Regions from separate parts of the Homo sapiens genome. Here regions 2, 3, 4 and 5 are each linked to region 1. A link is an interaction called in ENCODE POLR2A ChIA-PET data of the cell type or tissue named here. Cell type or tissue: CD4-positive, alpha-beta T cell. All regions are shown on one strand. Region 1 overlaps LOC105373133 (a long non-coding RNA gene). Region 2 has its middle 14 kb from the start of TLR8-AS1. Region 3 has its middle 6.9 kb from the start of TLR8-AS1. Region 4 has its middle 25 kb from the start of TMSB4X. Region 5 has its middle 82 kb from the start of EGFL6.

Region 1 (4,000 bases):
ATCAGCATCTGACCAATATCTACAGGACTGACTTCTCCTTTAGGCACAGAGTTGAGGGACCACAAAATTACTTCAATTTCTCTTAAAAATAACAAGGGAAAATATTAATATAATTCAGTATGGATTATATTATCTTTATACTAACAGAGTCACAAAATATAATTTTTTAATGTATTATTTTATATATATAATTATTATTTTTTTAGTGGAGGAAAGGCTTCACGAAGGAAAATGCATCTATAGCTTATTAATGTCATGCAGTGGCCCTGGATGTCACCTCTCTACATTCCACTGCCCTACTCTTTTCAAATAGCTTTTTTATTAATTAGTTTCCTTTTTTTTTTTTTTTTTTTTTTTTTGAGGCAGAATGTCATTCTGTCGCCCAGGCTGTAATGCAGTGGTGCGATCTTAGCTCACTGCAACCTCTGCCTCCCAGGTTGAAGCAATTCTCATGCCTCACCCTCCCGAGTAGTTGGGATTACAGGCATGTGCCACCGCATCCGGCTAATTTTTGTATTTTTATTAGAAACAGGGTTTCACCATGTTGGCCAGGCTGGTCTCAAACTCCTGACCTCAAGTGATCTCCCTGCCTCAGCCTCCCAAATTGTTGGGATTACAGGCATGAGCCACCACGCCTGACTATTAATTAGCTTCCGATTTCAATTTTTTAAGAAAACTTTGTTTCATCATCTAAGTGACTATCTGGGTCCTTCAGTGGAGGGAGACTGGTAACTGATGACATTTTACAACCAATTGATGACAAGGGACTGACTCAAGGTGTGGGGGAGGGGTGAGGGAATTGGTGACGTGGGAACATAGCAGTTTGCAGGTCAAAAATGAGGGGTTAAAGATGCCTCCAAGACTCTCAGCTCAGGGACATGGGCAGATGAAGGTGCAGTTAGGCTAGCAATGTCAAGTAAATACCATGAGAGAGGAGATGGTCAATGGCTCTCACGGAGATTGGGACTGGAAAGGGCTAAAGCTGAACCTGGCAGAGATAAAGGAAAAGGAGCCAGCACTACAGACTGAAGAGACAGGAGGACAAGCTGGAGAGTTGAGTCCAGAGACAGAAGAGGACAGAGATTTTAGAGTTGTGGAGAGTTCAGTAAATTCAAAGACCTCAGAGGGATGAAGAAGGTTGAGGCTTGGATGGCCACCATAAGATTTGACCATCACGAGGGTACCCAAGGTCTTTGCCTGGTAGTTTCTGAAGTGTGATGTAGGGAGAAACCAGATTGCAGTGGATAAAAGATATGAAGGCGGGGGCTGGGCGCAGTGGCTCATCCCTGTAATCCCAGCACTTTGGGAGGCCAAGGCGGGCAGATCACCTGAGATTGGGAGTTCCAGACCAGCCTGACTAACACGGAGAAACCCCGTCTCTACTAAAAATACAAAATTAGCCAGGCATGGTGGGACGTGCCTGTAATCCCAGCTACTCAGGAGGCTGGGGCAAGAGAATCGCTTGAACCCAGGAGGTGGAGGTTGCAGTGAGCCAAGATTGTGCCATTGCACTCCGGTCTGGGCAACAAGAACAAAACTCCGTCTCAAAAACAAAACAAAACAAAAAAGATGGAAAGGCAGAGAGGGAGAGAGAGGGTTCCTCCCTCCAGGGCCAGGACATTTTAGAATATAAGTTGAGGAAAAGGAATTGGTGGTCACAGAGAGAGAAAGAACAAGCTGGTGTTTTTTCTTCTCTTCTGTCTCTCAAAATTATGCTTTCACAGAGAGTATGAAGTGTAATCATCTAGACCAGGGGTCAACAAACTACAACCCCTGGGCCAAATCTACATAGCTGCCTATGCTTGTAAATAAAGTTTTATTGAAACACAGCTATGCCTATTTTTTCTCTCTTTTGTCTATGGCTGCTTTTACACTACAGTAGCAGAGTTGAGTAGTTGTAACAGAAACTGCCTGCCCAGCAAAGTAAAAAATATTTACTATCAGGCCCTTTCGAGAAAGTTTGTCAACCACTGTTCTAGGTCAACTCCCTTGATATAAAGATGGAGAAACAGACATTCCATTACATTTCTATGTTCATTTGCTTTCTTGTTCTGACAAAGCAGAAGTGTCTACCGGAATTATTAATTACCTAGTGTATGCGTCATCACCCACTGAATTTTAAGAGCTATGTATACAACTTTCATGCAAAGTGTCACCACTTTCTATTCTCATCAAGGTGAATTTTCCTCCCCATTCTAGCTGCAAAGCAAAACTAAAGCTAAATGCACTTCCATCCTTTATACAGGCCTCATTTCAGCAATGTTTGTTGGGCACATTAATGAGCAGAAATGACTTAGCTTTATAACTGCTTCTGAAAATCTTGAGATTTAAGTGAGAAGGAAATACTTTTGTTTCTGCCTCCATCCTATTTTAGTGTAAATCAAAGTTAACAGCTCATGGTCTGGTTGGCAGTTCACAAGAAAGGGCGAGGTTGCCAGAAAATCAAAATCACACAATTTCCTGTTTTTGAAGATGTATTTCAACAAGATCACTGAGAGCTTCAAAGACAAAAATGGCTGTCTGCCAGGGCCAGACCAGCTCCAAGCGCCTTTGTTTGCTTTATTGTTTGATGCTGAGGGGTCAAAGCACTCTTTCTATTGTGTTGTCTCTGCTCCCCACCCCTGTTATTTTTTTTGTTGTTGTTATTCTATTAAGATTCCTGCTGAAAATTAAATTAAGCTTCCTAAGTTCTTCTTTGTTGATCCTAGCAACTAATTATAGAGAAACCAGAAAAGATTTGCAATACTTGGGCATTTTTTAAGATTGTAATTGGCTACCCACAAAGTTGGTGGAACAATAGTTTTTGGGGAAAAAAAGAGATTCGTACTGATTTTTCAATGAATATTTAAAAATATCTTGGCATCAAAATTCCTCCCATTAACCTCATTTGAACATAAAAAGGTCCCTTTTACTGGTGCTATAATTGACTTTCCCCACCCTATTCTTCCCTGTTCATCCTGACACATCCCCCACACTCCGTTTTAAATTGTGGCATAGGACCCATGTGGCCCCTGTAATCTTCCTTCAAGGCCAAAGCCGACTCCCAGAATACTCAGCATGTCAGTGCCACCTGCTCACAACTTTGGCACTGGCATGGTTGAAAATTCTTCCAAGTAATGTCCAAGAGGGATAGCTTTTTTCTGGGATGAGCTTGCAAAGCCAACTCAGAGGGTCACAGTAGATTGTGATTACATCTTTCAGAGCAGAATGTCGGGGGTGGGGCGGGGGCGGGTGCATCTATGGAACGGTTAGAAAACTCGCTGACTAGAGGGGCTCCCAAGATCACTTTGTGTGAATTCGACTGCTATAGAAACTATGAAATTGGTTCACTGATCTGAACTTTGGGTCAAGACCCATGCAGCCATTCTAGACATGAATGGTTTTGGCCTTCAGTCACAACAATTGAAAATTAGACCCTTGAAGAAGGCAGGAGTCTCTGAAGGGGCTCCTCAGAATGTGAGGGCTTTAGGCCTGGAGTACCTTAAAGGTTTTCTTTAAAAAACATTTGGATATGGTGACCACATTGTCTGATTTTTAAATTCAAGAGGCATCCATAGAGAATTTGAAGTGCTACTTGCCTTCGAGCCAAGATGCGTTATTTACGGTAATGGCATTTCTATAATCTGTCACTCCTGAATCTCCTGTAAGAGAAGCATTTTCTTAGGCCTGATCATTCCTGTCTAGGTTGACTATCAAGAGCTGTACACCTCTGAGAACAGATCTGGGGTGTGAGGTCACACAGGTGGCCTCAAGGGGAAGACAGAGCTCTCTAGTTGTTGTAACTTAAGGTAAAAGGTGTGTAACCCCAGTACTACAATGAGAGGGCCAGCTCACTCTGAAACCTGGTGATATCACCTGAAAGTCCTTGAGCTGAAATGGAGCACCTGCAGTCATTATGGTGATCACACCCCTCATGTCTTGCTAAATATCCCTCAACAGTTTAGTGATATAGGTAGTCATTAACAGGTCCCTAATGAGATTTTATTTTATTGTATTGTAT
Region 2 (4,000 bases), 94 kb before region 1:
GGCTGATCACTTGAGGTCAGGAGTTCAAAATCAACCATGCCAAATGGTGAAACCCCGTCTCTACTAAAAATACAAAAATTAGCTGGGCGTGGTGGCACGCACCTGTAATCCCAGCTACTTGGGAGGCTGAGGCACGAGAATCACTTGAACCCGGGAGGCAGTAGCTGCAGCGAGCCGAGATCATGCCACTGTACTCCAGCCTGGGCAACAGAGCGAGACTCCGTCTCAAAAATAAAAAATAAAAAATAAAAAAAAAACAGAGACAGCCAAAGTAGCAATGTGCCTGTGAGAGGGCCTAAGTTTTCCCCCTCAGGGTAGTCTTGTCAGATGAAATACAGGATGCCCAGTTAAATTGGAATTTCACAGAAATAAAATAATTTCTATGGTCTCAAATATTGCATGGGACATATTCATACTAAAAAGCTATTTGTTATTTACCTGAAATTCCCATTTAAATTTGAGGGCGTCTTCCATTTTTATTGGCTAAATCTGGCCACCCTCCCTCAGGGTGTGACGGCAGGAAGCGGGAGAGAACACAGATGTCCCCTGTTATCTCCCTGGGCCCTGCGTGGCCCTCTCAGGGAACCACAAGCCAGGGCCAAGCCCATCCAATCCTCCTGCACCAGGAGCAGCAGAAGCCATGCCGCTAATGGCAGTCACCTCGGTGGAAGTAGAGCGGGCCTGTGGCGGCGTGAGGCTTTTCTGCTCTGCTTCTGTGGAAGTGATTATCCAATAACTAGTAGGAATCGGGCAGTTGGCAGACGCCTCCCATGCTATAAAGCCACACAAGGCAGGCAAGTGTGGGCACAGATGAGAGGCTGAGAGCGGAGGTAGGATGTCACCCCTGCCCTCGCCAGCCTCATCTGTTTTCCCAGGCGTCCCCCAACCACTACCCACGTGGATTCTCCCTCGAAGAGCCCCCTTTCAGGGCCCCATTGGCACTTCACTCTTGAGGGAGGCCTAGGAGAAGCTAGTGGAAAGTTACTTCCACATAAACGGTCAGACAGACGGATGATGAAACCACAGGAAACCACAGCTCCTCCCCTGCCGGGGCACCAGGCCAGAAGCCGACCTGCTAGGCTTGGGGACCCCTTCTGGTCTTGCTAGGGGCTCAGAGACCCTGGGGAAGTCCCTTACTGTGTGTCTCATGTCTTCACTTATGGATGGGATGCCAGCTGCCCTCTCATGCCCTCACAGGGCTGTTGGGAGGCAAGGGTGAGCTAGCAGATGCAAAATAATGGCAAAATTAAGAAACCAAGTACCTGTACAAATGTACACCTTTATAGTGGTTCAATTTGGCCACACGTGCTTCTACTTAGAGAAACACCATACATGAATATTCAGGCACATATACATATCACTATATGATCCTACGAGCAACTTCCCTACCTCACTGAAAATATGATTCACTTCACCAAAATGTAATGCTATGGTCACATTCTACAAGGAAAACATCCAAAGCACAGCCACTGTAAGTGAGGATAGTTCTCAACTGGGCCTATGGTGGGCTGGCTGACTACACTTGCAGTCTAGAACGGGGCCTACTGCAGACTGGTCTGCAGTTAGTTTGATCTAGGGTTATGACAGCAGTTGACTTGAAAATAACTTTCCTCCTGCCCCTTTAAGAACACGGGTTCCTTCCCTTGCAGATAAGCAGGAAGTCCCCCTCCCTCTGTCTTGGTGCTTGGTGGTGTGTTTCACTTCCTTTCAAAGGTGTTTTCTTACTAAAGAAACCCTAAGCCCAGGGTCACATTCTGTTTCTTTCACAGGCATACTCAACTGCGTGTTGTTGATTCTGTGACAAGTTTCTTGAGCAAGAAAATACACAGAAAAAATGTTAAATGTATAAAATATGAAAGTAAAACATCAATAATGTTTTAAATATTTAAAATATAAAAGTAATGCATGCTTCTGGTAAAAATGTAAATGGTAGAGGTTTCTCTATTTCCTTTCCCCAGAGGTAAGCTCTTAAAATTCCCTTCCGGAAATGGTCTCTCTACACCTCACTTTTTTATTGCACAGAAGGGATCAGACACTATTTATGAGGCTCTTTATTTTCCACTTAAGAGTATTCTGGCTGGGCGCGGTGGCTCACACCTGTAATCCTAGCACTTTGGGAGGCCGAGGTGGGTGGATCACGAAGTCAGGAGTTGGAGACCAGCCTGGCCAACATGGTGAAACCCCATTTCTACTAAAAATACAAAAAGTAGCTGGTGTGGTGGTGGGTGCCTCTAATCCCAGCTACTCGGGAGGCTGAGGCAGGAGAATTGTTTGAACCCAGGAGGCAGAGGTTGCAGTGAGCCAAGATCGCGCCACTGCACTCCAGCCTGGGTGACAGAGCGAGACTCTGTCTCGGGGGAAAAAAAAAAAGAGTATTCTTTGGACATCCTTCCACAGCATATCATGAATAAATCTGCCTCAATCTTTTTTTAACAGCTGCATAGTTTTCCATTGTTTGGGTACTCTATCATGTATTTAATTAATCTCCCAATTAATATACACTTAGGTTGATTGTAGCTTTTACTCTTATCTACAATGCTATGGGGGAAAGATCTAGATGTTTGTGCATGTGTATGTATATGTATATGTAAGTGTGTTAGTATGGCTATAGAATGAGAGTCCTGTCACTGGACTTAAACTGGAAATGCTGGGTTCAACTGGAAATGCTGTTTTAATTGTGACAGCCACCGGTGCCTCTGAAAAGTCCCTACGAATTGACCCTTCCAACAACAGCATATAAGAGCTTTCACTTTTCTTTCCCTGCATTCTGGCCAACTGGAGCCACTACTCAACCTTTTCATTTTTGTCAGTCTGAAATGAGCAGAGAGGTCCTCATTGTTTGATTTGCATTTGAAAGCCTACCATACACGGGCATCTTCTCATGTTGTTCTTAGCTCAGTGAGGAGGGCCTTAGAGACCAGACTTTGGAACCAGATAGAGCTGGATACCGTCCCAGCTCAGCCACTTGCCAACTGTGATCTCTGGAGCCTCGGTTTATCCATCTGTAAAATGAGCATCCTTAGACTAAATTCATGGGATTTACTGAGAAGGTGCAACAAAGCAACAAAAAATGTTTATCACTACAAATGTTAGTGTGTTTCTCATCCAAACAAACAAAAAAACATATATATATATATATATATATATATACATATTTACATATAGTCATGCATCGCTTAACAATGGGGATACGTTCTAGGCGATTTCCTCATTGTGCGAAGATCACAGAGTGTACTTACACAAACCTAGATGGTACAGCCTACTACATACCTAGGTTATATGGTACAGCCCATTGTTCCTAGCTTGCAAACCTGTACAGCATGTCACTGCACTAAATACTGTAGGCAACTGTAACACAATGCTAAGTATTTGTGTATCTAAAATTAGAAAAGGTACAGTAAAAAATACAGTATTATTTTATGGGATCACTGAAATGTCATCACACAGTACATGACTGTGTGTGTGTGTATATATATATATATATATACACATACATATATGCACATACACACAGTCTTATACTGTATATGTATACAGATGTGTGTATATATATAGTCTTATACCATATATGTATATAGCGTATGTGTGTGTGTGTGTGTGTGTATATATATATATATATATACAGTGTGTGTATATATATATATATATATACACACACACACACACACACACACACACACACATACACAGGGATATATATATACTTTTTTGACCTAGTCAATGGCCAATTTAACCGTCTCTACAGCATCTGAGATCTCACCTTCTCCTCACTGCTGCCCCTGCTTGAGGGTAGAAAATGTAAATAAAATGCTGAAAAATAAAACTTAAAACTGTCACATTCAATGGTTGGTCTTACTAGCTGAGCAACCTTGGCCATGGTACTTCTCGGAGCTCCAGTTTCTTTCTCTGTAAAATGGGGTGTTCACTCTACCTACCCCACAATGTCACTGGGAGAATGAAGAGGCGCTTAAGGCAGTGCCTGGCTCTGGCAAGCACTCGA
Region 3 (4,000 bases), 100 kb before region 1:
AAACTGCACTTCCACAGCCAAAACGTGGCCATCCACCAACTTAGGCATGACAGTTACAGTTTTGAACCTGCTATTAAGTCCCACAATTCTCTTGGTTAGTTAGAGTAATCAAACCTGTCAAGGGTAGGCAGAACTGGAGGAGTGAAGAATGGTTTTGAGGGTACAGTGGAAAAATCAACTTTGGAGTATGACAAGCCAGCCTCAACACTCAGTCACTCTTACCAGCTGTGAGATCTTAGGTGGGTTTATCACTGGCTGTGAGCTTGACTTGCCTATCTATACTATAAAGGAATAAAAGCCCCTTCAGGTGGTTTTTCTTAAATAAATGGAATAGACCTGTCATGTGCTGGTAAATGTTTAACAACTGGTTCTCAAGGTGGTGGGGGCAGCCCTGATTTGGAGTATTTCCATGGTGTAAATACTGTCACCATGGCAGATCTCAAGACACCAGTGTGACAGCTCTGAATGTGGAATTGGGAAGAGGTATGCGCCATCTGGGATAAACCATCTCCTAGTACCTACCTAGAATGCAGCAGACACTCAGGATGTTATCCCCTGCCCTTCCCCCTCATAGGAACATCTATGCTGACAGAGACCTTTGCCATTATTAAAGCATTTTTACAAACACTATCTCATTACATTCTCAGGTGAGATGGGCAGGGCGGGTCTTATTTCTACTTTTTACAGACAAGAAGCCTCAGGCTCAGAGAGACTGGACAAAATTGCTCAGGGGCACACAGCAAGTAATCTACAAAATGAGCATAGCAGGCAGAGTAGCAGCCCCAAAACATGTCTGCATCCTAATCCCTGGAACCTATGAATATTTGGTTACATGGCAAAAGGGAATTTTGACTGCAGACGGATTTAATATTGCTAGTCAGGTGACCTCCAAGTAGGGAGATCATCCTAGATTATCCGGGTGGGCCTAGTGTAGTGACAAGGGCCCTTAAAAGTGAAGGAGGGCAGCTCAAGAGGAGAGTCAGGGGGAAATGTGACTATGCAGGACTGGTCAGAGAGATGTGACATTGCCAGCTTTGAAGATGGAGGAAGCAAGGAATCTAGAAGGCCTCTAGAAGCTGGAAAGGCAGGGAAGCAGCTTCTCCCCCAGAACCTCCATGAAAAGATGTAGCCTACCAGGTACGTTGATTTTGGCCCAGTGAGACTTCTGACCTCCAGAACTTTAAGATGATCAATTTGTGTTGTTTAAGCTGCTGGATCTGTGGTCCTTTGCTACTACAGGGATAGGAAATGAATTCAACGGGACTGGCAATCAGATCTCCTTATCCCTCAAATCTCAGCTCAAATTTCACCTCTTGAGGGAGCCATGTTTTTCCTGCCTTTTCTAGGCCTCTGGTTTTACCCGAGTTCTGATAATATCTGGCTTTAGGCACTCACCAGATGGTTGTGAATCTTTGCATACTTGCTGGTTTTCTCCCTAATCCCCAAGTGGCAAGAATATTCTTTTCACTTTGCATCACTTTCCACTAGCACAGCTCCTTCCCCAAGACCACAGCATAATAACTGCATTCAGAATGTGTGAGTGTGAAAATAGAGGAATGAATGAATGGGAGCTGACATTAACAATAGTACTGCACCCCAGCACCACCAGGAATCACGATGCTGAGCTGTCACTGTTGCAGAACAATTAAAAGCATCTCCTGCTAGTATCCTGAGCTACCTACCCCCTTCCTGCAGGAAAGACTTCCCGTCTTCCCACTGGCTCACAGAAGTGGCCTTTTCCTCCGGAAACCAGCGTGCATCTGTTAGCATCTTTTGTCTTTTGTGGGAAAGGGAGGATTCTGGCTCCAGACTGAAGAGGGACAGGCATGGTGTGTGGGTTCACAGAGCCCCAGACTCCAGACTCTGATGCCAGCATCTTTGTCTCAGCAAAGGTCATAATTGGATTTGGATGTTTAAGGCAGTCACTGATTTACTGTTCTCATTTTTCAAGTGTGAGAAATACTAACTCTGTGCTTTGCTTACTTCTAAAGGAACAAAGGCAGTATGAGCAGCCTTTAAATACTGCCACATAATACACTGAGAGCAGACATGACCACGTGCTACAAAGAGTCAGGGCTACGTAGGAAAGTTCACATCGGCGTGGGAAGTGAAAGTAAGCCACGTCACCGTTTCTGTCACGTGACAGCTGTGGGGTGTGGAGCAACTCACTGAGCCTCTTTCCTGGTGTGTAAGATGGGGATAATGATAGCTCCCATTCACTGACCGCTTCCAAAGTGCCTGACCCTGTTCTAAGCCTTCACTGTCATCCTGATTTTATAGTTAGACAGTTTGTCAGTGTCAGAAGCAGAATTGGCTACATAGTTTGCAAGTCCAGTGCCCTGGTTCAAAAATGATTAAGAATTTCAAGATGGTGGTAGCAGAGCAAAAAACCAAGCCCGGAGCCCTCCTTAGTGTGGCTCTTATGTGACTGCACAGGCTGCACACCCTGGGCAGAATTAGTATACAAATCCTGCAGCCTGACTCCAGAACCTTCCATCTTAACATCTATGCCACAAGAGCTGTCTCCTAAGGTGGCCGTGAGGTTGGAAATGAGACTAAGGCATTCCTGGCAGAGGGCACAGTGTGAATGATCTGGAAATACAGGCGTGGACAGGAAGATGAGGAAGGAATGATAAACTCTCATGGCTAAAGCTTTGGTGAGCTGAAGGAAACAGAAGTGTGCTGGTAGGCAGTACTGGCTGCAAACTGTGCCCTCCCTGAAGGCCAACTATAAAGTGCAAGGCCCTTGTACTTTATAGGCGACTGGTGTTGAGGATCGCTGGAAGGTTTAGAAGCAGGGGGTAGCATGGACGCAGGCAGAGAACTGCCCCTAGGGGGAAGTGTGGAGCAGAGCAGACTGGGGCCTGGGCACCCGCTAGAGGAGGCCGTTACAACCACACTCTAGGGATCTCATAGTGAGAGGCTCAGGGAGTAGAGGAAGGAAACAGGGAAAACTGAAGGTCTTCAAGGTAAGTAGAAATTATAGCTTTGGAATACGATCTGGAAACAGGAAACTGGGGGAAAGGAAAAGCTTCTGATGCCTGCTGGCCTGGCCTTCTGTTTGAGCGCCATCAGGCCCGTATGGAGTATCATGATGTACACAGACTGCCTTTGCACCCATAGAAAACAGGGTACATCTCTTCAGGAAGTAGAAACTCTTTGAGCAAAAGAAATCGATTTAACTTCCTAAAAACAACAGCTGTTACTGGCTATAAACTCAGTCATTTCTCAATTTGGGTTTTTCCCCCAAAATATTCCCTTCCAATTTTCAGAGGCATAATCAGTTCTGTGATTATGTTGCTTGCACATAATTAGATCACACAGTAATAATAATAACTGTAAACTCTGGAGGAAACAGAGTGCAATTAAAACCAGAAAGAAAAAAATCTCCCAAACCTCTCCCAGATTCTTCTCTCAAACTTGGGAGTGGGGCACCTCAAGCCCAGTGAAGGAATCAACATATTTTACCCCAAAATATATTTCTTTGACATATTTTGAGATGGCTGTTCACAGGGCCCGCAAACAGAAGCAGCCCTACAAAACTGTCTCATGTGGCGAAGATTTGCATCTGCAGAGAAAAACTACGTTGATACAGCCAGGCTTTCTCTGAGGCTCTCTCTTGTCCATATCTAGGAAAAACTGAGAGTCTGATACCTTTAAAGGTCTGAAAGAAACATTTACTATCTATTCTGTCTGAGAGCGGCTACCTCTGAGATTTCTCCTATGTAACAAGAACGCCTTTGCCAGCCAGGCCTCCTCTTCTCCCCATGCCATAATCTCTTTGCCAAGATCCAAGCCTCCAGTCTTTCTGTAACCTCAAGGCTTCTGTACCCCACTGCGGGGATTGGTAATCACTCTATGGTTCTCCTCCATGTGCACAATAAATTTGTATGCTTTTTCTCCAATTAATCTGCCTTTTAATTTATTATTATTATAAATTTTTTTTGAGACGGAGTCTTGCTCTGTTGCCCAGGCTGGAGTGCAGTGGTGTGATCTCAGC
Region 4 (4,000 bases), 51 kb before region 1:
CCCTCCCTTCTTCCCCACTCTAAGATAAAGTCTGTTAATATGAAACCAATAAAGTCAACGTGGAAGTACACTTGCCAAAGATCTTGATAAAGTGCTGTGTAGCAAATGGACAAATATGAATAACAAATCCAGGACCTGCAGTTTCTGTACTGAAAAGTAGTTCTGATCCACCTCCTAGTTTCAAGTTAAAAGCCTGCACTAAGCTCTTCTTCTATGAAAGGGAGGAGGAAAAAACAAACACAAACCCCCCAAACAAGAAATCCCTCCCCAAAACACTGCTCTAAATTTGCTCATGTCCTTGGAAGTAAAAAGAAACAATTTCCCCTGATTACAGATTTCCTGATACGCAGAGAATGCACAACCCCAAGTTGCCTCGTGCTCACAACAATGGGGCAGACAGAAATGCACACAGAGCAGGCTTTTGTCCTCTCGGTTATTGTCATCTTATTCCCCAGAATGGCTTCTTGCCTGGTGATGGGCAGAGGGCCTGATTGCTGAGAAACTCTCTTCAGAGGGACTGGTGTGTGGCTGTGGGTGGTGTTTGGGGACACTGGGAAAGGAAAATTCCTGGGAGCAGGGGCTGTACAGTAGCTGCAGTAACTCAGTTGCCCTGGAATTCCTGAAAAGGCTGGGGCTTTGGGCTCTCTTCTATTTCTATCAGAGTGAATAAAAGAGCTAGTTATTCTAAAGCTTTATGGAAAAGGCAAGATAAAGAGGGGGGAGAGAGGGTGAGAGAGAGAGAACTGCATCAATATACAGCAACATTCTGAGTCTCATTGTCAAGTATTGGCAAACTATCCTAAGTGACATATCCAGATGTGGCTCAATTTCTCATAGAAATTTTTTTAGAGGGCAGTAGGAACCAAGAGACTATGGGGTAGGTAGATCATGTCTTGCCTTGCCTGAGGATCCCTGTATATAATCTATTTTTATCATTAAATAATAATAGAAAATAGAATCGTAGAGGCAACCATCCAGAAGTTTCCAAACATCCAAGTGTTTGACATTATGGAAATATATAGATACAGACTTTCTGGGCTTTACATGGGCTTGTTATCTATCCTTATTTTTATTTATTTGTTTATTTATAGGTATTTACATGGAGAGGGTGGGATAGGTGCATCATGAACCAACTTAATTCATTCAACACTCATTTATGAAGCATCTATTGTGTGTAGGATACTGTGAATGTCACACAAACGAAACACAGGAGCCCTCTGGCTTTATTTGCAATCCTATCCCAGAGACTATAAAGCTTGGAAGAAGCATCATTCAAAGCCATATTGACATCCATCCACATCACTCAGCTTCTGGAAAAGTGGGTCAAAAATATTCAATGAGTTACCCAATTCTCGAAGAGAACAAGAGTGAGATAGAATTCGTTGGTAATTCAATAGATTTCGTTAACTCAATTTCCAGTTTACCAACAGCCAAACCAAAGGCTTCTAAAAGGAGTAAGTCAGCTCTCTGACCTACTCTGATCATTTCTGTGTCTTTTGGAGGAAAAAACAACCAGCCCAACTGCTCTTAGTAAGGAAAACTGCAACCCGCCAGTCAGATGCAGATTTCACCTCTGAACCGAGTGTTTGGTTTCACCTACACACTTCCTGCCGGGTGCTTTGCTCATTCAACGTTCAACAGCTGTATCTTTCCCAATTCGATTCATCTCACTTTCTTTTTGGTCATCAGTGGCAAAACAGTATAAAATACCTTTATTACTATCTGACGCTCAGCGTTATACCCAAGATTTATCTTTTTAAAAGCCAAGAGACCATTGCATTTATCAAAAGGAGAGTAGTGGGTGCCACTGGGGGCTCATATTGCCAGTGGATATTGTGAATTACATTAAGAAGATCTGAGAACAAATGTCTTCTGATATCACCTTCTCATATTTGATTACCACTATTTCATGAGTGCCTTTTATTTTCCTTCTAAACATTTGTGGCATTGTTTTTTTTTTTAAGCAACAGCCAACCTAATATATATTATTTGTGCCACGTGTGGTATTATTGCTAAGACACTCTATGCGGGTTCTGGTGCAATTTTAGTCTTATATTTCTGAGTTGTTAGAGCCATTTAAGTAGCTTGCCTATGGGGGAATCCTTAAAACAGCTCTGAATACCTTAGAGAGGTACATTTTAAGTAAGGCTGCATCATCATTTTGGCTATGAGAGTTCCTGGGATGTGGGGGAAAGGATGTTAAATCAGAACCCTCACATTATTTAAATGTTTTCATGAAGGATATAATCAAGTGTGCCTCTTGATTCTATTTGAAGATGTGCCAAGCGGCAGGGGCCCTCTTGACAAAAGCGGCCAGGAAGTGACTTTTTACTCCCCAGCGACAGCATTTTCAAATTGCTCTTTTCTGCTCAATAAAGGCTAAAAAGGAAGTGAAACCTTTTGTCATATTCTGCACCACTGATTTTTTCCAGACGAGCAGAAATGCCTGCCTGTATATCCTTCTAAGGACTGGCTAAGAAAGGGTGGAAAATAACAGGCAAGAAATGTATCTGTTTGAGTGTCTGTTCTTTGGTTTGGCTATGAAGTAAAACCCAAAAACGACATTGAATTTGGCATTGGAAACTGCAGTGCCATTGTTGCTTTGGGACTGGCTTAACAAGCCCACAATATTCTAGAAGCATGTGCCCGTCCCAGGAGCCGACTCAGCCATTTCTCAAACATGAAGAGGACTGGGCCGTGCAGTCCTGTTTCCTCTTCCTGATCTTTGTAGTAGTTACAAGCTGAACAGAAACATGCAAATAAAAATCGAGAACCCTAAAGAGTAAGAAAATCATTTCCAGAAAGACTGATAATAAATTTCAAGCCATCAGCTCAAATATCACTGATTTAAGTGCATTTGTTCCAGCTCTTTTATAGAATGTGAGGTTAAATACACAAACTTGATATTAGAGTTGTCCCTGTACTAATTCCCGCATGCGATTCTTTTAAAAAGAAAAATAAAATAGAATGATTTTTAAAAATCTCATCTAGAATGAGAAAACATAAAGTGCTTTTGGCTTTCCTTTCCCTGATTTTGAAGGGCTTTTTTTTCCGCTTTTCCTTTACTTCCCTACCTTAAAGATGTTTAAATTTAAGCCAGGTGTGAGCTCTGAGAGAGATCGAAGCTGCATTTTATTTACCTTTGTAGCTCAGACAACCAGAAATGGTAGCGTTAGTATTTGTGGAATGAGTCTTCACCTGACTTATCCTGAAGGGATGCATCTTCTACTTAGGATAATGTTAGATTTGAATTTTACAAGATCCTGAGTCAGTAGTCTGTCATCCAGGCTGCAGTGCAGTGGCACAATCATGGCTCACTGCAGCCTGGACCTCCCAGGCTCAAGTGATCCTCCTACCTCAGCCTCCCAAGTAGCTGGGACTATACGTGTGCACCACCATGCTCGGCTAATTTTTACATTTTTTGTAGAGAACAGGTCTCACTACGTTGCTCAGACTGATCTGGAACCCCTGGCTTCAAGTGACCCTCTCACCTCAGCCTCCCAAAGCGCTGGGATTACAGGTATGAGCCACTGCACCCCACCATTATCATTATTTTAGAGTGTACTCCTACATATAGATATAAAGTTAAGTGTAAAACAGCCTCACGCAGGTCCTTCAGGAGGTATCCAGAAGAAGGCATTGTTATCATAGGAGATGACAGCTCCATGCCTGTTACTTCCCCTGAGGACCTTCCAGTGGGACAAGCTGTGGAGGTGGAAGACAGTGAGATTGACAATCCTGAGCCTGTGTAGGCCTAGGCTAATGTCTGTGTTTGTGTAAAAACACACACAAAAATAAAATAAAAAGTTTGAAAATAGAAAAAAGTTTACAGAATAAGGATATAAAGAAAGAAAACATTTCTGTACAGCTGTACAATGTATATTTTAAGCTGTTATTACAAAAGAGTCAAAAAGCTAAAAAAATTCGAAGGTGTATAAAGTAAAAACGTTACAGTAAGCTAAGGTTAATTTATTATTGAAGAAAGAAAAATATTTTAAAC
Region 5 (4,000 bases), 440 kb after region 1:
AAGAATATTGCTAGGGGCATCGTAGTACACAAGAAGCAAAGCCTATAATAGCACCACTTCAAACAGCAGGGCCATTTACCTTTAATTTCTACTTTTAGAAATGAAGTATACAAAGGCTTGGCACAAGATCAGAATCAGACACTATTCTTTACCTTGGACCAGAAAAAATTCTAAGGCAGGGTTACCACCCCCTTCTAGTTTCTGAAATGGAAAGGAAAAAGCATAGAGATGTATTTTCCCTTGTCCGCAGCAAAGAGCAGGGGTGGCTCTTCCAACTGTATTTGTTCAACACATGTTAATTGGGCACCTATAATATGTAAGTGGTGGACACTGAATGGAAATCCAAAAAACATAAATCTGGTCTTGTCTTTAAACAGACGGTAATCTAGTCAGAGGCAGGGGAATGCTTCAGAAGGACAGGCGGAGAAAAAGAGGTGGTGCCCTGATCACTACTTTACACCACCAAGTGCTTGGTCCTTGGTAGCAAAGTTTAAACTATGGTTTTAAAAAGAGTTGAAGTCTGGGGCAAGCCTAGTGTGTGTGTGAATCCATTCAGAGCCCAGAATTCATCTTAGCTATGATTTTCAAAAACCACCCATACTATGGGCTTTTCCTTTATATAGCTCTTCAGTCCACACATATCTGATAAAGTCTACAACTACATGCATGCATCCTAGATAGATCGTCTGTGCTGCCCCATAATTCCTACCAATCCCCCATTCTATTGTCAACTGCCATCTAACATCTGAAGGGGTTTGGGGCAAGAGTTTTTAGGAAAACATTTTGAAGTAAGAGATTGAGTAGATGATTCTCACTTAGGACATCACCATCATCCTGGCACATTTGTCTTCTGTTAGCAGACAATGTCACTATAAGAAAGAGAATACCAGGCAGTCCAAGGAGAGAGAATGCTGACCACAAAGCATTTTTTTTTTTTTGAGACGGAGTCTCGTTCTGTCACCCAGGCTGGAGTGCAATGGTGCGATCTCGGCTCACTGTAAGCTCCGCCTCCTGGGTTCACGCCATTCTCCTGCCCCAGCCTCCTGAGTAGCTGGGACTGCAGGCACCTGCCACCACGCTCGGCTAATTTTTTGTATTTTTAGTAGAGACGGGGTTTCACCTTCAAAACATTTCTTACGTGGTGGCTCTCCAAATTAAAGAAAAGGTTTTAAATGAATGATGATGAATACATACCCTGCTCTGATTGGTAACTTTCACCATTAAACCTGCAAATTAAAAGGCATTTAAGCCAAAATTCATCCTCCCCACAACCTTGAGGGAATGAGTCACTGAAGCAATTCTCACGTTTCTCCAGGCAGAAAGACAGGAGACTTTCCAAAAAAGGTTGTAGTTTTCCTGTTTCCTTGGCTGCCTCCACACATAGCCCAGCCATGACCACATGTGGTGATGGGCAGGAACCTATTGCCTTATTTGGCAATCTTGAGCCCTCTTTGTAGGGCTATTGGGGGCAGGATGAAAAGTCCAGATCAAAACCACAATCGTGAAAAACAATGGAGAGTCAGATAAAGGAAGTAGGCATTTTATCTAGATTAAATATAAAATATTGACCCAAGAAGTAAATGTTTTCATATGCATTGCTTCTTAAAGGACTCGTAGGAAAATATTTAGAATCTGCCATTTTTCTGTAATAATTTCACTCATTTTCCTTCTAGCCATGATGCTGACTGCATTTCCCAGCTGCTGCTGAAACAGCTCTTCTGTTGGGGGAGATTATGTGGGCTAACATTCACCCACGATTCTCTAAACTGATGTTTCTCAAGTATCCTTCATTCTGACCCCAACATGTGCTGTGTGCATTCATTACTGCTGACAGCAGGAACAGTGTGGGTCCCAAACAAGGAGATTGCACAATGAGAAATGGAGGCTAAGGGCATGAATGTTCTGAATTTTATAGCTTCCTGTCTGCTTTCCCTTAGGGGAATATAATTGGGGGACTGGACCCAACACAAATCTCAACTACGCATTTAGGCCTCCACAAAGAAGCAAGACTTCTAGTCCTTTCTGGAGCATTGCAAGCTGTACAGAAAAAAATACATTCCTCAGGGATTCTGCCGGCAACCACTCCTTTTATTCTGTGGTTCCCCAAAGATAAGGTCAGTCAGCTCAGAGAGGAAAGGAAAATGGAATGGGGAGAGACAGGATCAACCAGTAACGGGTGTGTCATCTCAAACTGGAGTGTGTGTCCATTGTCAACCCCAAGAAACCCAGAAAAACAAAATCTTTTTCCCCAGGTGGTGAGAGTGTCAACTGCATATGAGAGGGAAGGGTGCCCTCTGCTGTCATCTGTGATTTTTGGTTTTTAATTTCAAAGGAAACGTTCCAGCTCCATGTAAATCAGACTTAAACATTTTTGCCAGGCACGGTGGCTCAGGCCTGTAATCCCAGCACTTAGGGAGGCTGAGGCGGGCAAATCACAAGGTCGGGAGTTCAAGACCAGCCTGGCCAATATGGTGAAACCCCATCTCTACTAAAAATACAAAAATTAGCTGGGCATGGTTGTGGGCACCTGTAATCCCAGCTACTTGGGAGGCTGAGGAAGGAGAATCGCTTGAACCCGGGAGGCAGAGGTTGCAGTTAGCCAAGATTGTGCCACTGTACTCCAGCCTGGGCGACAGAGCGAGACTCCATCTCCAAACAAACAAACAAAAAACAAAAAAGGAAACATTTTACACATTAAATAGGGAAGCCAAACTTGGGATTTTGACCGTCTTAACTAGGCTGGGTTCTGTGTCGGATGAGAGAGACTTGAGGGATAGCACAGGCAGCAATCACAATTCCATTTCAGATGTCCTGCTGAGAGAAAATTGTGGTTTGGAAGAGGGCCTGTGAGCTTTATATATTCAGGACAATTTGCTTAGAAATAAAACGACTTCTTGGGAGCAGGGTTCTCCTTGGGTGGCAGCATACTTGGACAGCATCTCCATTTGTTTCCCTGTCCTTTCCCAGTAAACCAATTTGGGTTCATTATTAGATTCCTGAGTTTGTTTCTTTGGGAAAGAAAAATAAAATACAGTTCTCACTTAGGGAGATGGAAGGCAATGGCTTTGCATGAAGATACGAATTTAAAACAAATAAATACAAGTGTTCAACTCTGATGAAAGATGAGTTGTATGATTTAATGTGCTTTCCTAGGGACATGTAAATTAACTGAGATATAAAATAATGAATCTGCACATCTGCCTTAGAGTTCATCCAAATGCAATCTACAAGGCAAACTTAATCACGGTTATAATTAATACTTTGCAAATGGAAATGACTGGAAATGAAAGGCCGCAAACAACATCGATATTAATGCTTCAGTATTTGTTCTCTCCCTAGTTTTTACTTTCAAAAGTGTTTTTATCATCTTCTACAAAAGTCATACCTTGTACTTTATAAGGCATTTTGTTATATAGCCTCTTTATAGCTGAATTCATCCCATTATCAAAGGGTCATAGTTGGATTACCTACCTACTTAGATGTTTCTAAACATTTCTGATTTCATTTTGCATTCTAGCAACCGGCTGACTCCACCCGAACTCGGGACTCATGACTCAACCAGTCCTTTGGCCCCCACCCAGAGGCAGGCTTAGCTCACAAGGACTATTTTCCACACCCCTATGATTTTATCATTAACTAATCAGCAGCACCCATTCCCCAGCCCTCTGCCCACCAAATTATTCATAAAAACGCTACCATCTGAATTCTTGGGGAGGCTGATTTAAATAATAACTCCAATCCTTCTGCTTCGCTAGCTCTGCATTAATTAAACACTTTGCTGAAAAAAAAAATCTGGTTTCAAACATCTATCACTTGAACCCTTTTGGATTTAAGTAACGGAACCCAACTTGACCAAGGGAGGATTTATCTGCCTATGTTAATCAACATTAAGGTCAGAAGTGCAGCTAGATCTCAGAGAGGACAGGAATCAAGAGGCTAAATTGCATCAAAGTTTTCTCCATCTTTCATCAGTGCTAATTTCATTCTCTTTTCTCTTGAG

What was found. ChIA-PET counts read pairs that join two places held together with the same protein. Peaks named below come from ENCODE experiments on the same cell type or tissue, not always from the same donor. Only the 100,000 strongest peaks of a DNase experiment are listed, where the experiment ranks them.
Region 2: POLR2A ChIA-PET joins it to region 1 with 10 read pairs; 7 of 35 experiments call an interaction of 5 or more read pairs at or near these places.
Region 3: POLR2A ChIA-PET joins it to region 1 with 23 read pairs; 7 of 35 experiments call an interaction of 5 or more read pairs at or near these places.
Region 4: POLR2A ChIA-PET joins it to region 1 with 14 read pairs; 8 of 35 experiments call an interaction of 5 or more read pairs at or near these places.
Region 5: POLR2A ChIA-PET joins it to region 1 with 10 read pairs; 4 of 35 experiments call an interaction of 5 or more read pairs at or near these places.

What each region holds. Positions count from the first base shown.
Region 1 is chrX:13,049,549-13,053,548 of GRCh38, forward strand. The region is part of intron 2 of LOC105373133 (a long non-coding RNA gene); the gene reads left to right. Among named protein-coding and RNA genes, the nearest start is that of FAM9C, 6.9 kb to the left of the region's middle. In CD4-positive, alpha-beta T cell, no CTCF peak of the experiment used is centred here; DNase peaks (open chromatin) are centred at 2,143 and 2,483; H3K27ac peaks cover 3,586 bases.
Region 2 is chrX:12,955,396-12,959,395 of GRCh38, forward strand. No RefSeq gene overlaps it. Among named protein-coding and RNA genes, the nearest start is that of TLR8-AS1, 14 kb to the left of the region's middle. RefSeq lists cis regulatory regions at 371-1,234, 1,403-1,869 and enhancers at 529-608, 1,299-1,528. In CD4-positive, alpha-beta T cell, no CTCF peak of the experiment used is centred here; DNase peaks (open chromatin) are centred at 986 and 1,666; H3K4me3 peaks cover 2,740 bases; H3K27ac peaks cover 3,494 bases.
Region 3 is chrX:12,948,218-12,952,217 of GRCh38, forward strand. No RefSeq gene overlaps it. Among named protein-coding and RNA genes, the nearest start is that of TLR8-AS1, 6.9 kb to the left of the region's middle. RefSeq lists cis regulatory regions at 1,953-2,365, 2,635-3,064 and enhancers at 1,993-2,287, 2,693-2,987, 2,918-3,147. In CD4-positive, alpha-beta T cell, CTCF peaks have their summits at 2,786 (motif pointing right) and 2,991; DNase peaks (open chromatin) are centred at 2,104, 2,834 and 3,564; H3K4me3 peaks cover 2,304 bases; H3K27ac peaks cover 3,895 bases.
Region 4 is chrX:12,998,063-13,002,062 of GRCh38, forward strand. No RefSeq gene overlaps it. Among named protein-coding and RNA genes, the nearest start is that of TMSB4X, 25 kb to the left of the region's middle. In CD4-positive, alpha-beta T cell, no CTCF peak of the experiment used is centred here; DNase peaks (open chromatin) are centred at 1,589, 2,309 and 2,659; H3K4me3 peaks cover 1,661 bases; H3K27ac peaks cover 3,863 bases.
Region 5 is chrX:13,486,078-13,490,077 of GRCh38, forward strand. No RefSeq gene overlaps it. Among named protein-coding and RNA genes, the nearest start is that of EGFL6, 82 kb to the right of the region's middle. RefSeq lists an enhancer at 779-878. In CD4-positive, alpha-beta T cell, a CTCF peak has its summit at 2,246 (motif pointing left); a DNase peak (open chromatin) is centred at 2,284.